Regions from separate parts of the Homo sapiens genome. Here region 2 is linked to region 1. Evidence: read pairs that join two places in POLR2A ChIA-PET (ENCODE). Cell type or tissue: MCF 10A. All regions are shown on one strand. Each heading gives the region's core, and the rest is flanking DNA. Links, peaks and the distances in the headings are about the cores only. Region 1 holds the start of TENT5B (terminal nucleotidyltransferase 5B). Region 2 has its middle 1.5 kb from the start of KDF1.

Region 1 (2,907 bases), core at 180-2,679:
ACTTCAGGAGGCTGAAGTGGGCAGATCACTTGAGCCCAGGAGTTCAAGACCAGCCTGGGCAACATGGCCAGACCCTTATCTCTACAAAAAAAAAAAAAAAAACAGAAAAATTAGCTGGGTGCTGTGGCGTGTGCCTGTAGTCCTAGCTACTCAGGAGGCTGGGATTGGGAGGATTGCTTGAGCCAGGGTGGTTGAGGCTGTGGTGAGCCATGATCATGACAGTCAACTCCAGTCCAGGCAACAGAGTGAGACCCTCTCTCAAAAAATAAATAAATAGATAAAAATAAAAAATAAAAGTAACGACAATCATAAGCCTCATCCCCTAGGTCCTGTAAAGTGTGAGAGCAAAACATGTAAACATATTTTTTTTAAATTATGTTTTGTCTAGACCTGCAGAAAAACATGTAAACACATTATTCGTTCTCTAGCTCCAGAAAGGAGCTGGGTCTGCATAGGTACAGTGGAAAAAACATGCACCACAGATTCTATAGCCCTGGTTGAGGACCAGGGCCTTACTAGTTTGCTGTGTGACAGTCGGGTAATCACAAAGCCTCTCTGAGCAGATCTCTCCTTCCCTAAATTGGCTATGCTGTACATCAACGCTCATCATGCTGTGGTTTGCGAGGCCAATCAACAGTGTCTTAGAAAGCCTTTACTTTAGGGCCGGGCACAGTGGCTCACGCCTGTAATCCCAGCACTTTGGGGGTCGAGGTGGGTGGATCACAAGGTCAGGAGTTCAAGACCAGCCTGGCCAATATGGTGAAACCCCCGTGTCTACTAAAAACACAAAAAAATTAGCCGGGCTTGGTGGCGCATGCCTGTAATCCCAGCTAATCGGGAGGCTGAGGCAGGAGAATTGCTTGAACCCGGGAGGCGGAGCTTGCGGTAAGCCAAGATCGCGCCACTACACTCCAGCCTGGGTGACAAAGCGAGACTCTGTCTCGAGAAAAAAAAAAAAAAAAAAAAAAAAAAAGGCCTTTACCTTGGTATGCAGAGTTTATTATTATTATTAATTTTTTTTTTTTTGAGGCGGAGTCTCGCTCTGTCGCCCAGGCTGGGGTGCAGTGGCGCAATCTCGGCTCACTGCAAGCTCCGCCTCCCGGGTTCACGCCATTCTCCTGCCTCAGCCTCCCGAGTAGCTGGGACTACAGGCGCCCGCCACACACCCGGCTAATTTTTTGTATTTTTAGTAAAGACGGGGTTTCACCGTGTTAGCCAGGATGGTCTCGATCTCCTGACCTTGTCATCCGCCCACCTCGGCCTCCCAAAGTGCTGGGATTACAGGCGTGAGCCACCGCGCCGGGCCCAGAGTTGTTTATTATACCTTTCCTAGGCTCTGGAAAACTGCCAGAGCATGAGCAGTGCTGTGCAGAGTTGATCACGTGGCTCAATCTCTTTGGGCTTCTGAAAATAGCAGGACAAGGCTAGGTGACTTCTCAATTTCTTCCAGCGCTAAAAAAAAAAAACAGAAACCTGGAATTTCTCAGTGGTCTGACTCTGCTACAAACTCCGCAGGTCACTTCCCTCCCTCCTGACCCTGGCGGGGCGGGGTGGGCGCTGTCCCTTTAAGTCCAGGCCCGGGCCAATCACAGTGAACAGAAGTTCTTTAAGGACCAAAGGAGGGAATTCAGCCTGAGAAGGAGGGCGGGGCAGGGGCGTGCCCTCTAGCCAATCGGAATCTCCCTAGAGAACAGTGACTCACGTGCAAAGCTCTACAGACCAGTGTCCGGAGCGTTCAGAGGCGGGGCGGCTCTCGCTGTTGGCAGCGGCCCGGACCAATGGGCACGTCGCCCGCGGCCTATAAGAGTCCGCTGGGCCGCGGGCTGCAGGCGCTAGGGTCGGTTAGTCGTCGCCGTCTGAGGTGTTCCCTGGCTTTGTCTCGCCGTCGTTGCCGCCCCGTCCCTGCCTTCGTGCCCCCCGCCTTGGCCCCTGCCCAGCCGCTCTCCCTGTCCTCCTCCCCTTAACCACCCCCACGGTTTCTGCCGTCGGGGCCCGGGGGCCGGGCGGATGATGCCGTCGGAGAGCGGAGCTGAGCGCAGGGACCGGGCGGCTGCTCAGGTGGGGACGGCTGCGGCCACGGCGGTGGCCACGGCAGCCCCGGCAGGCGGCGGCCCCGACCCGGAGGCCTTATCGGCCTTCCCCGGACGGCACCTGAGTGGGCTGAGCTGGCCACAGGTGAAGCGACTGGACGCTCTTCTGAGCGAGCCGATTCCCATTCACGGGCGCGGCAACTTCCCCACGCTGAGCGTGCAGCCCCGGCAGATCGTGCAGGTGAGAGGACGCCAGGCGGGGGATGTGGGGGAATCCCTTCTGAGGCTCTCGTGGCTGGAAGGCATTTGTAGTCTGTTTGACTTTCTAGACAGCTAGGGAAACTGAGGAACGGGGACATGGCTGTAACAATTGCACAGCATTATGAATGGTAGACCAGACCTCCCCCTGCATCTACTAATCCTTCCCCACCTGGCTTTTCCATCTCGACTCTTGGAGAACCCTGATTCCCCACGGATCACTCACCCAGGGCCTGGCTGGGAGAGGGGAGGAGGATGTCAAGGGCATTGGGGGAAGAATTTGTCTCTGCCTGCAAGGACAAAAGACGCCAGGTGGCCCTGGGTGGGTAAGTGTGCATGCTTGAGTCCAAAATAGCTTTTCCTTCCCTATCTGGGCATCCCTGGACCTCACCCTCCTTTCCTCTCTCGAGGTTCTAGGAGCAGCCTCTGCCATTGTGCTCCTACAGCCTTTTGCTGGAGAAACCCCCCCTTCCCCCTCCACCCCGTGGAAAAGCCAAGAAAACTTGTCAGGGACTCCCTCTCTCTCAGCTGGGGTTGTGGCCCAATATTTATTAAGCCGAAGGTCAGACCTGATACCCCACCCCCAAGGGCAACATTAAGTGACCAATTTAGGTGTTTC
Region 2 (2,907 bases), core at 132-2,631, 51 kb after region 1:
ACTAAAAATAAAAAAATTAGCTGGGCATGGTGGTGCACACCTGCAGTCCCAGCTACTTGGGAGGCTGAGGCAGAACTGCTTGAACCCGGGAGGCAGAGGTTGCAGCGAGCCGAGATCGTGCCACTGCACTCCAGCCTGGTGACAAAGCGAGACTCCATCTCAAAAAAATAAAATAAAATAAAATAAAATAAAATAAATAAGACCCTAGGCTCTCATGTGTTTGCGTATCTTGAGAACTTTGCAAGTGACACTAACTCTAATTATTTAGCATTAGAGCATAAACTTCTATTTTTTCATTCATTCATTATAAAATGAAAGCCCCTGAATCCACTATTCACAAAAACCAGAACATTGCTAAAAATTAAATCTACCTATGGGTTTCTCTCCCACAGGTAGATTTAATAGGAGGATCCCTGCATCCTCCCCCAGGTAATTTTGTGTGTGTGTGTGTGTGTGTGTGTGTGTGTGTGTGTGTGTGTGTGGTGTGTTCCAGGCTGGAGGGCAGGGCAGTGGTGTTAATATGGTTCACTGCAGCCTTGACCTCCTGGGCTCAAGCAATCCTCCTGCCACAGCCTCCCAAGTAGCTGGGACCACAGATGCATGACCAGCCTTTTTTTTTTTTTTTTTTTCCTTCCATAGAGACAGGTCCTTCTATGTTGCCCAGGCTGGTCTTGAAGTCCTGGGCTCAACCAAACCTCCCAAATCCTTGGCTTCCCAAAGTGCTGGGATTATAGGCATGAGCCACCATGCCTAGCCCCCCAGGTATTCATTATTCTGAACTTTGTGTTTCTCATTCCCTTGCTCTTTTCTTTCTTTTCTTTTTTGAGATAGGGTCTTGCTATGTTGCCCAGGCTGGTCTTGAACTCCTTGGCTCAAGAGATTCTCTTGCCTCAGCCTCCCAAGTAGCTGGGATTACAGGCCCAGGCTATTGCACCCAACGCCTTGCTCTTTTCTTAGTTTTTTTTCACGTAAAAATTAGGCTGAAGCACATGAATCTGCCATTACTTTTAGATCAAAACAGGTCAAATAACAGCAAATTCATATGGTTCAACCAAATATTATGCTTAGATGCAGTAGTTCTAGTTATTTTTGAATCATATATAAAGGATGTCATTCCATATGTAGTCTTCTGAGATTTGCCTTTTTTCAATCCAATATTATATTACCATGATCCAACCATGTTGCTATTTTTCATTCATTTTCTACTGCTCTATAATTAATTCCTTTGCATGAATATCCCACATTTCTCTATCTCCTGTCAGTAGCATTTCCGTGTTTTCGGTTTGGGGCTACCACAAACAATGTTTCTAGTAACATTCTTGTATACATTCTCTCCTGGTGCATTGCACAAGAGCTTACTGTGGCTGTACCATAGGAATGGACTTGCTAGGTTTTAGAGTACACAGATGTTCAACTGCACAAGATGTGACTGTGAAGTGAGGATGTGACTCATTCTCTGAGCTCCAAATAAGAATACAATGTGCACTTTCCTCAGGAGGGAATGTGGACAAGATGTGGTGGGAGGCGCTGGGATGGAGGGTCTCTGGTGGAAATTGAACACCTATGCCTAATGCATCCCAGTGATATCTTCCTGTTGCATCCATGATCTCTTTTAATCCTCCCAGTTAAAGAGAGGTACTACTATCTCCAGAGATTAGGTTTAGAGAAGGAAAGTGCCTTGCCAAAAGTCAGTTTGTGCCAACTGCCTGAGCAAACAATGTCCCCTCTCTAAGCTTCAGTTTCCTCTTACTGTAAAATGGATATGATAATACCTGACCCACTTCACAGATTAACGGCTTCGGCATGCATGGCTCCTGGAGATGCTCCCTAAAAGTCACTTGTTTGTTTGTTTGTTTTGTTTATTTGAGACAGAGTCTCGCTCTGTCGCCCAGGCTGGAGTGCAATGGCGCGATCTCGGCTCACTGCAACCTCTGCCTGCTGGGTTCAAGCCATTCTCCTGCCTCAGCCTCCCGAGTAGCTGGGATTACAGGCACTTGCTACCATGCTAGGCTAATTTTTTGTATTTTTAGTAGAGACTGGGTTTCACTATGTTGGCCAGGCTGGTCTCAAACTCCCACCTCGCGATCCTCCCGCCTCGGCCTCCCAAAGTGCTGGGATTACAGGCATGAGCCACTGCGCCCGGCCAAGTCACTTGTTTATTAATGCTATTGTTAAGTTATTGAGTTGTTATTAATATTAAGGGGAACAGTAACCCAGAATAGTCTGAGCCTTGCCTTATTGACATTCAATGGTGTTGCCTCTTGCAGAGACCTTTTTTGGATGTAGTGACCATGGCCCATTTTGGCCACCACTTCTGATCCTGGATGTATCTTTCAGAGCTGCATATCCGGTCCCCCTCCTCTACCCTACTCGGGGCCTCAGAGCTGAGGTTCCTGTCTTTACCTGCAGATTTCTCTGAACAAAAGAAAAGGTAAACTGATCAGCGGCCCAGGCTCCCAGTTCTGCCTCAGGGCAAAGGGAGAAATTGGGGCCCAGGGCCTCATTCAGTGGAAAATATTTGTTGAACACCTAGTATGTGCCAGGACCTGTGCTGAGCACCAGGAACACAGGGGAACAAGACCAAACCCTGCAAGGTAGGAGGCTAAAGGAGGAGACAGAAGACAACAAAACGACAGTGTGCTGAGTACAGGGACTGTTCTAACCAACAGAAAAACAGACAGGATCAGGGAAAGCTTCCCAGAAGAGAGCTTCCCTTTGAGTTGGAGCTTTACGGCCGGGCAGAAGTTCCACAGGTGCTCAGAGACTGACAGGACCACCAGCCTGTTGAACAGAAGAGGAGACTGAGCCCCAGCGCCTCTCGACCCCTCCCCGCCACACCTCACCTACCCGGACTAGGCTGAACGGGCCGAGCACTCGAGCGGGGACGCGCAGCTCTGCAGAGCCCCG

The links. Peaks named below come from ENCODE experiments on the same cell type or tissue, not always from the same donor. Only the 100,000 strongest peaks of a DNase experiment are listed, where the experiment ranks them.
Region 2: POLR2A ChIA-PET joins it to region 1 with 20 read pairs; 13 of 35 experiments call an interaction of 5 or more read pairs at or near these places.

The regions. Positions count from the first base shown.
Region 1 is chr1:27,011,771-27,014,677 of GRCh38, reverse strand. It overlaps TENT5B (terminal nucleotidyltransferase 5B), which reads left to right and starts at 1,828. Exons shown (of 2, transcript NM_052943.4): 1 at 1,828-2,271. The coding sequence starts at 2,008. RefSeq lists enhancers at 1,274-1,928, 1,929-2,582. In MCF 10A, for the core only: no CTCF peak of the experiment used is centred there; DNase peaks (open chromatin) are centred at 1,357 and 1,677.
Region 2 is chr1:26,960,516-26,963,422 of GRCh38, reverse strand. No RefSeq gene overlaps it. Among named protein-coding and RNA genes, the nearest start is that of KDF1, 1.5 kb to the right of the region's middle. RefSeq lists a silencer at 1,671-1,965 and an enhancer at 2,835-2,907. In MCF 10A, for the core only: no CTCF peak of the experiment used is centred there; a DNase peak (open chromatin) is centred at 1,402.